2 separate regions of the Homo sapiens genome follow, and region 2 is linked to region 1. A link is a loop called in an ENCODE intact Hi-C map of the cell type or tissue named here. Cell type or tissue: CD4-positive, alpha-beta T cell. All regions are shown on one strand. Region 1 overlaps LOC105376009 (a long non-coding RNA gene). Region 2 has its middle 58 kb from the start of LINC01243.

Region 1 (5,000 bases):
GATATATAACCAGTAATGGGATTGCTAGGTTGAATAGTAGTTATGTTTTAAGTTCTTTGAGAAATATCTGAACTGCTTTCCATGGTGGCTGAAGTAGTTTACATTCCCACCATGGAACTGAGAGTGGGAAAGTATTGTTTGCAAGTGGGTACAATGGAACATTTTGGGGATGAGCGAAGTGTTCTAAAACTTGCTGTGCTGATGGTTGCAGAGTTCAATATATTTACTAAAAATTATTAAGTCACACATATTAGGTGAAATTAATGGCTTATAAATTATATATCACTAAACTTGCCTAAAATGAATTAAAGACACGAGTAAGACAAAAATTTAAAAAACCCTTATAAAACAAACAGTACCATAAACATACATTTAAAAAATAGCAACCTGGGAAAACACTTAAAATATATATGGCATATGATAAACAAATGATATCATTAATGTATAAAATCAACAAAACATCAGAGATATCCAAGATATAAAATAGATACGGTGATTGCATAAAAATAGAATTAGCTTTGAACTCTCAGAACGGCAGCACACTTTCCAACATTGCTCTCTTTTTCACCTTTCCATCCTCTCAGTTTCTCTGCTAGGAAACCAAAATGGTATGAAGTTGGTCAATTATGTTTATCAAATCCTCTTAAGTGGTAGACCTTATTTTAGAGACTTGGGATAGAATAATGAACAAAATATAAAGAGACCATTCTTAAAAAAATTACTCAGTTATCCTTTATTGTCAATACAGATGATAGATACGTGAATTAAGATTACTTTACATCTTAATTAATGTTGTGTAAGTCAAATAGTATAGTGTTATAGGAAATCCCTGGGTGTATTGCTTTTACCAAGGTGATTGCAAAAGATCTCCATGAGAAGGTAATATTAAAATTTGGGGACAGCCTTAAAATTGGAGGGATAGGGTGGAAAATGAAGGAAATGGGGCTGCAAAAACTCTTAGTAGGGGTTGAATTTCGTTTATGTCAAGCATTTCTGAGGTTAGTGAATGCAGGGCAGGATGAAAGGGAATAAACTGGAGACAGCTTATGTGGAACATCACATGGCTTATGAGGCTATTAAGACATTTTAGTAATGAGACTGTTAAGACAGATTTTATTCTGTTTACTTTTAGAAAGTCAAAGAAAAATTATCAAAACTTTGAAAAATCTCTTGGTTACAAAATGGCTTTCTTTCCTTTCCTTTCTTATTAATTGAGATATTATTAGCTAAGCTAACATCAGGAAAAAAATATTAGGCTCTGCTGGTAATCAGTGGCATTGATTGGGAAAGGATTCAGGATTTTAGATGTTGACTTTGGTTTATAAGCTGTAAGTGTGTATGTGTGTACGTGTTTTTGTGTGTGCATATATAAGTGCACATGTGTGTGTTTATATACTTATATTTATAAAATATATACAGCAGGTCCTCAACCTCATATTGTTCAACGTTATTAAGATAGAATGTTTATGATAAAAAATATCGTCTTCAGCTGTGGCCACTGTCTTCGTGAAGTTTGAACCTTCTCCTTATCTTTGCATGGGCATTACCCAAGTACTTATATTTCCTTCCACATCCCAAAGATATGCACATTCAGTTAATTGGACGAGTGTCTAAATTGTCCCCACATGTAAGAATGTGGAAGTGTGTGAGAGTATACTCTGCAATGGGATAGTGTCCTGTCCAGGATTGGTTTCTCTTGTGTCTCGAATTGCCTGGTTAGGCTCTGGCCACCCACAATTCTGAACTGAAATAATTGGGTAAATAATCATCCTACTTGCTTTTATTTATCTTTCTTAAATATATGTATAGCTCCCATTTATTTCAGTGTTAAATATTAGAAGGCTTTCACCTTTATTTAGAAGTTTCATGATGTTTTTTGACTAGAAATATGCCGGAGTAACTTGACTCTTCTTTATATCAATCAGCCTGTAGTAAATTCGTTTCATTATACAACACTTCACTTAAAGTCACAGTTTCCAAGACCCATTGATGACACTAAGTGAGTACTTACTGTATATTTATTAGGTATATATGCAAGATTATATAATGTCATAAATACATAAGATACAAATATACACAAGATACATACATATACATAATACATGCATATGCTGTGGTGGTCACTGAGTGTCTGAGGCCGGCACATAGGTGATAAAAGAATTTACTAAGACAGTAATGAGTTTAGAAAGGCAGATTTGTTTCGAGAAAAGGGGAAAATATGTTGCAAGAGAGCAGTAGGCAAGACAGCAGAGGGAAAGCTGCCTGCAAAGAGGCAGGGGCTGGAGGAAAATTTTTTAAGGTCGTGCTGCTTAAGCTGAGTACTTGCAGACAGCATGCAGGTGGGCTGTGAGCTAGGTGCTTGTAAAAGGATGCTTAGATGCTAGTGAGCCATTTGAGGTTGACCCTGTTTCTTAGAACATTTGCTCCCCTCTACCCTGTTTCTGTTCCTGCCAGCAAAACCCATTTTTCAATTTTCTTTTAACTCCTTAGGGCTACACATTTCCCTCCTGACAGAACAACAGTGACAAATCTGTGCTATTTGGGTAGAGGTCTCATCTTCCAACTACTTTCTGCTACCCTGGGCATAGAACTGACCATTCCTAAGGTTGTTGGCTTGTCAGGGGATGCTCTGAGTCATTGTCTTGGGTTATGGTACTTAAATTGTTGGGCATAGCTGGAGGATGGGACTCAGGGAGAAGAGGATGTCCATAAGGAACTGACGTCCAGCGAAGTCTAAAGGAGAATCGTGGAGGTGTCTGGGTATCATTGGCTGATACTCTTGCATCCTTAGAAGCTTGGTGTGCAACTGCTGCATTCTGGAAGAAACAAATTTAACCAGGGTAAGTTAGAGACAGGGAGTTGGGGTATGAAATAAAACTGCCTGAAGGGGGAGCCTGGCTGCCACTTTTACTTATTTGTCAGCCCCGTTGTTCTTAATGAAGATTTCATCATTGTTCTTCTGATAGGCTTTGCAGTGAAAGATACTGCCTGTGTAGGAAGTATAATTGCCTCCAATAGGGCCATAAATTCAGGAGCATGTTTAATTAGAGTATCTTGGGCTGTTAAAAATCCTCTTTTCCAGCAAATAGCATCATGAGCATGTACTACATGAAAGCATGGGCTGAGTCTGTAAATTTTAAGCCTCATGCCTGCTCCCAATTGTAAGGCTAGAGTTAGAGCAATGAGTACTGAATTCTGGGCTGAGGTGGTGCCTGATTTTTCTATTAGGGGCTGTATTAGTCCGTTTTCACACTGCTGATAAAGTCATACCAGCGACTGGGCAATTTACAAAAGAAAGATGTTAACTGAACTTACAGTTCCGCCTGGCTGGGGAAGGTCTCACAATCATGGAAGAGGGTGAAAGACACTTCTTACATGGTGGCAGCAAGAGAGAATGAGGGAGAAGCAAAAGCAGAACCCCCTGATAAACCCATCAGAGCTCATGAGACTTATTCACTATCACGAGAATAGCATGGGAAAGACCAGCCACTATGATTCAATTACCTCCCCCTGGGTCCCTCCCACAACATGTGGGAATTCTGGGAGATAAAATTCAAGTTGAGATTTGGGTGGGGACACAGCCAAACCATATTATTCTGCCTCTGGCCCCTCCAAATCTCATGTCCTCCTATTTCAAAACCAATCATGCCTTCCCAACAGTTCCCCAAAGTCTTAACTCAATTCAGCATTAACCCAAAGTCCACAGTCCAAAGTCTCATCTGAAACAAGGCAAGTCCCTTCTGCCTATAAGCCTGTAAAATCAAAAACAGGTTAGTTACTTCCTAGATGCAATGGGGATACAGGCATTGGGTAAATATGGCCATTCCAAATGGGAGAAATTAGCCAAAACAAAGAAGTTACAGGCCCCATGCAATTCCAAAATCCAGCGGAGAAGTCAAATGTTAAAGTTTCAAATGATGTTTTTTGACTCCCCATCTTGCGTCCGGGTCATGCTGACGGAAGTGGTGGGTTTCCATGGTCCTGGGCAGCTCCACCCCTGAAGCTTTGCAGGGTACAGCCTCCCAGCTGCTTTCATGGGCTGATGTTGAGTGTCTGTGACTTTTCCAGGTGCACGGTGCAAGCTGTTGGTGGATCTAACATTCTGGGTTCAGGAGGATGGTAGGCCCCTTCTCACAGCTCCACTAGGCAGTGCACCAGTACGGACTCTGCATGGGGGCTTTGACCCCACATTTCCCTTTTGCACTGGACTAGAAGATGTTATCCATGAGGTTTCCCTACCTGCAGCAAACTTTTTCTTGGGCAACCAGGCATTTCCATACATCTTCTGAAATCTAGGCAGAGGTTCCCAAACCTCAATTCTTGGTTTCTGTGCACCTGCAGGCTCAACACCACATGGAAGCTCCCAAGGCTTGGGGCTTCCACCCTTTGAAGCCACAGCCCAAGCTGTACATTGGCCCCTTTCAGACATGGTTGGAGCAGCTGGGACACAGGGCATCAAGTTCCTAGGATGCCCATAGCACAGGGACCCTGGGCCTGGTCCACGAAACCAATTTTTCCTCCTGGGCCTCCTGGCCTGTGATGGGAGAGGCTGCTGTGAAGCTCTCTGACATGGCCTGGAGACATTTCCCCATGGTCTTGGGGATTAACATTAGGCTCCTTACTACTTACGCAAATTTCTACAGCCGGCTTGAATTTCTCCCCAGAAAAATGGGTTTTTCTTTTCTACTGCATCATCAGGCTACAAATTTTCTGAACTTTTATGCTCTGTTCCCCTTTTAAAATGGAATGCTTTTAACAGTACCCAGATCACCTCTTGAATGTTTGCTGCTTAGAAATTTCTTCTACCAGATACCCTAAATAATCTCTCTCAATTTCATAATTCCACAGATCTCTAGGGGAGGGGCAAAATGCCACCAGTCTCTTTGCTAAATCATAACAAGAGTCACTTTTGCTCCAGTTCCCAACAAGTTCCTCATCTCCATCTGAGACTACCTCAGCCTGGATTTATTGTCCATATCACTATAAGCATTTTGGGCAAA
Region 2 (5,000 bases), 200 kb after region 1:
GGCTCACGCTACTGGACTGGATCCCACACCTGCCAGGCATGGAACGGCCACGGGTGTGTGTGGGAGCATAGGATCTGGCCACTGCGCACAGCCAGGGATGCTAGCTGTGGAAGGGCGGGCAGTTCCAGGTGCCGGCATGGGTGCCAGCTCCCTGCAAGGCTGTGGCTGGACCAGGCATACCATAAGCAGCTTCCATGGCTGGCACCTGGGAATGCAGTGGTGTTTGGAAGCCTGGAGACACCAGGAACTGCAGAGCCCCAAAGAGGGTGTGACAGCCCTGGCTCAGAGAGCTCCCAGGTCTGGGATCCTCAAAGGGCCGCAGCTGCTTCTCTCCTTCTTGCTGCCTGCAATGTGGCGAGCAAGGGGCAGTTTCAGCTTTATTTGTGTTACAGCTCTTTCAGCCCTGCCATTCGGTGGGTTCCAAGTTCTTGTCCTGCCATTCAGGAAGAATGAGGTACGCGGACAAGTGGTGAGTGAGGAAGGTGAAGAAGAGCTCTGTTGAGGGACAGAACAGCTCAGAGGAGACCCACACTGGGTAGTTTCTCTCCACAGGCGGGTTGTCCTGACAAATGTTTAGCTTTCAGAAGAGAGGAGACCCTAAAATGGGTAGCTCCTCTCTACAACTGGTCATCCTGTAGTCTCAAGTCTGACTGATTCCAGGGCTTTTATGGGCCTTGGAGGGGAAGAAGTGCATGTCGATTGGTTCATGGGTGGCCATGGTGGGCCTGGAAAAAGTATGCCCAAGTTTCACCTCGGGTCTGCAGGACCAGCAGCCCAGCCCCCAGGCTTTAGGCTCTCCCAGGCTTGAAGGTGGGGCTTCAACAGGGACCCACCTCCTTCCGCCCAGGAGCCTGGCTGCCTCCTGCCACCTGTTTGTGACAAGGGTGTCTGCAAGTCAGCTCCCAGCTGTCCTCAGCCCCCTCTCAGCCTCACTCCCATGCTCATCGGTGCCCAAAGTCCAGAAGAGGCCAAGATGGCAGAAGGCTGGCATGCCAGCACTGCTCCGAGTGTGTGAACACCCGCCCAGGCTGCAACAGCATCCAGGTTTGGCCCCAACCTCACACCAAGAGTGGAGCAGGAGCTGAGAGTGGGGAGAGGCCAGGAAGCAGGAGCAGACACCTCTGAGCCTGTGGGAATGGGGGCGCCTTCTCAGGACTCTGAGAATGCCGAGTTGCTCAGGTCTGCAGTCACAGTTTGGGCAGTTGCAGTTGTGCCTGGGAGGGCAGGGCTCCCACCTGCTCCCAGCCTCCAAGAGCACAGGGAGGCCCAGGTCTGCAGCTGTGCCTGGGTGGTTGCAGCTGTGCCTGGGAGGGCAGGGCTCCTGCCTGCTCCCGGCTCCCACTGGCTCCACTGAGCATGCAGCCCAGCCATGCCTCCCCTGCTGCAGCCACCCTCTTGGCAGTGGCTGCTCCAGATGGGCTGCTGCTGCCATCATTATAGTTGAAATTTGACCAAATAGATATATGGTCCATCTGAAACCAAACCACTGAAGTAGCACAAATCAGGTTATGGGATACCTTCCCTGCGTTAATCAGAGTATAGCAAAAATAAATGTATATATCAAAAGGAAATGTGAGAAAATAGTGTTAGAGAAATGTGGTTTTATTGGCTAAAATATAGAAGGAATCCTGGCGAAGTTTGAGTGAACACAGTGCAATAGGGAAAGAATGGTGTCATGAAGGAAGGACTGGCAGTCATGCAGAGCAGATTTTCTTTGATCCTCCTGTAAACAACAAAGCTTCTCAGCATTTGCTATTTCTCCCAATGAATTAGGTGAAAGTCCACTCATAATCATGAATCAGAAAGTCTCTCGCCTGCATTGTCCCAGCCACTCTATTTTATAAAATTGTTGCCTGGAAGAAACTCTGGATGGAGAACGAGTGAAATTGATTCCCTCTGGTGTTTCACAGGATAGTTTGGAATCAGTAATATTTTATCAGTTTGAGCACTAGGTTGTTCTCATGACTCTTTTCGTGTTACCCAGTAGTGTCAGGTTCCACGAAAGAAGGTAATGGGAGTAAAAGAGTTTGTAACACTTACAGTGTTCTGTGAGAAGTCATCCATAGCTGCGACACAGTGTTGTTGCCATTGGTTTTATCGTTGCCATTGCAAGAACTTAATGTCATTATTAATATTATTTGCTAATTTTTTTAGAGCACGGGCATTCCTTCACTTTCCTCTGCACAATATTCACTGCATCTGTTACTGGCTGATTTCCAGAACATATTTCATCTCTGAAGTCACATATAAAACTTGCATTGCCCAAGTCCCCTGTCTCATTGTCTCACTGTAGTCCTTCTCATCTCTACTCAGTTTCTCACCTTTGGATGATTTGCAATATTCTGCCTCAGATCTTGCCCCATCACTCACATGCTTTTGTCATGTGGAGTGATAACATGTCCTTGATCAAATCTTCCCTCTATCTGATTTCCTCTGCCTTATTAATAGAAATTTTCAAGTTTCAGAACTGTACAAGTCACCCTTCCCAGTTGTCTAAAGATAAGTATATCTATATTTCTTTAGTCATTTTAGGAGAAAGTGAAGAGAAGCACTTGCCTGAAATTATTGCCTGGAACTAGAATCTTTGCTACAGTATTTTTGCCCTTCTGCAAGAAAGAAAAATGTTATTTGAGTGAAACAAATTCTTCTATTATGGTATAATTAAAATTGTGTAAATTCTACACAGTGCCTGTAATGAAAAGTATACCAATCTTAATAATATGTGGATAATCACTTCAACTGGACAGAGGAAATTGGCTGGAGGTCATGTAGTGCTGTCTGTCTTCTCTCCCACTTGTCAGACTCTTCTTTTAAACCCAAATTGCTCTTATTTTGCTGTGTGGCATTTTGGGTTATTTTTTGCAGACAAATTTACTTTTTTAAACTGGAAGGGATATGAATTGCATCTAGGTGTTCATTTATGTGTTTGGAGCATTTATAGAAGCATAAAATTATATGTATAATAAAAGTTACAGAAGAATATGAAGAATTTCTGAAATATTTACCTAAAGAGCAGAGCATCTCTTCCTCGAGCAACTGCTATCATTTCCCTGCCATCTAGAGTGAATCTTTTATTCTCAGATTATTATTCCTCTCCTTACTCTTCCAACTTCCCTTATTATCCATATATCCCTTAAATAACACATTTTAAACCAAACTAAATGACAGCAGCTTTTATGTCACTATCACTTCTGCATATTTAGCCTTTTAAGGAGGAATACTTAACTGCTCAGTCTGCTGCGAAGGCAACCATACAAGTTTTATCCTAATCACAAAGGTGTAAAGCCCTTAGGAAACCACAATCTCCTGAAGACACCAGTACAGGAAGTGCTAGAGATCTCTTAGGCCTGTTTAGACTCAGGATTCTCTAACACTTCCTACCCTGTGTTCCTATATTTGTCCACAGCACTTCAAAGGAAAGCCCTAGTACTACTCACCTGGAGGGTTTTTAATTTTTTTTTCACATGTAACAGGGCTTTTATGTTATCTTGATTTGTGCAGGTGTGGCATCTTACTGGTTCTCTGTTTTTCTTCCCCATTGCACTGATCTCTCTTTCCACTGTCTTTTACATACTTATTTTTTCATAACCACACTTTTATTTTGCCGAGAGTGTCACTTTATCTAGAAGAAAGGTTCCTTCTGTCAGTACAGAGGCTCCACTGCAGGGCTTACAGCACTTGGTGTAGCAGAATGGTGAGGAGCTCACAGGGCAGGGAGCTACCTCCTGGGGAGGAAATGAAATCCCAACCTGTTTTGAATGCTGTTGTACAGTCATGTATTGCATAAGAACTTTTCTTTCAACAATGGACCACATATAATACAGTGGTCCCATAATATTATCATTGAGCTGAAAATTCCTATCAGTTAATAACATTGTGGGTTTCTAAATGTCATAATACTTATTTATATAAAGAGTGAAACCTCAAGAAGAGCCTCAGGTAGTCTTTTAGGAGTTACTGCTGGAGAAGGCATTGTTATCACAGGAGATGACAGCTCCATGAATGTTGTTGCCACTGAAGACCTTCCAGTGGGACAAAGTGTAGAGATAGAAGACAGTGATATTGATCCTGACCCTGTGTAGGCCTATGCTAATATGTGTGTTTGAGTCTTAGTTTTTAACAAAATTTTTAAAAAAATAACTAATTAATAACAATTTTTAAATAGAAAAAAATCATAGAATAAAGATATAAAGAAAATATTTGTGTGCAACTGTACAATGTATTGATGTTTTAAAATGAGTGCTACTATAAAAGACTCATAAACTTCTTTAAAAATTAAAAGTTTATAAAGTAGAAATGTTTTAGTAAGCTAAAGTCAATTCATTATTGAAGAAAAAGTATTTAATATAAATTTGGATAGCCTCAGTGTACAGTATCGTAAAGCCTCCAGAACTGTAGACTAATGTTTTAGACCCTCACATTCACTCACCACTCACTAACTGACTCACCCAGAATAACTTTTAGTCCTGCAAGCTTTCTCTATGGTAAGTGTCCTGTACAAATGTACAATTTTAAAATATTTAGTACAATATATTTTACTGTATCTTTATAAACATATCTATATTTAAATATGTTTAGATACACAAATACCATTGTGTTACAACTGCTTACAGTATTTAGTACAGTAACATGCTATACATGTTTGTAGTCTAGGACAGCAGTCCCCAACCTTTTTGGCACCAGGGACAGGTTTTGTGGAAGATAATTTTTCCATGCATGGGGGGTTGTGGAATGGGTTGGGGAATGGTTTTGAAATGAAACTGTTCCACTTCAGATCATCAGGTATTAGTTAGATCCCCATAAGGAGCATGAAACCTAGATCCCTTGCTTGTGAACTTTGCAATAGGATTCACGCTCCTAGGAGAATCTAATGCCACTGCTGATCGAGCAGGAGGTAGAGCTCAGGCAGTAATGCTTTCTCACCAGCCACTCACCTCCTGCTGTGTGGCCTGGTTCCTAACAGGCCACAAATCTGCACTGGTCCATGGCCCGGGGGTTGG

Evidence for each region. Hi-C counts contacts between places; a loop is a spot of excess contacts. Peaks named below come from ENCODE experiments on the same cell type or tissue, not always from the same donor. Only the 100,000 strongest peaks of a DNase experiment are listed, where the experiment ranks them.
Region 2: a loop joins it to region 1, with 5 times the contacts of the local background. A loop is called at or near these places in 2 of 110 quality-filtered maps.

What each region holds. Positions count from the first base shown.
Region 1 is chr9:31,117,197-31,122,196 of GRCh38, forward strand. It overlaps LOC105376009 (a long non-coding RNA gene), which reads right to left. Exons shown (of 3, transcript XR_929539.2): 3 at 1,858-2,816. Among named protein-coding and RNA genes, the nearest start is that of LINC01243, 260 kb to the right of the region's middle. In CD4-positive, alpha-beta T cell, a CTCF peak has its summit at 2,899 (motif pointing right); a DNase peak (open chromatin) is centred at 2,895.
Region 2 is chr9:31,320,600-31,325,599 of GRCh38, forward strand. No RefSeq gene overlaps it. Among named protein-coding and RNA genes, the nearest start is that of LINC01243, 58 kb to the right of the region's middle. In CD4-positive, alpha-beta T cell, no CTCF peak of the experiment used is centred here; no DNase peak of the experiment used is centred here; H3K27ac peaks cover 1,637 bases.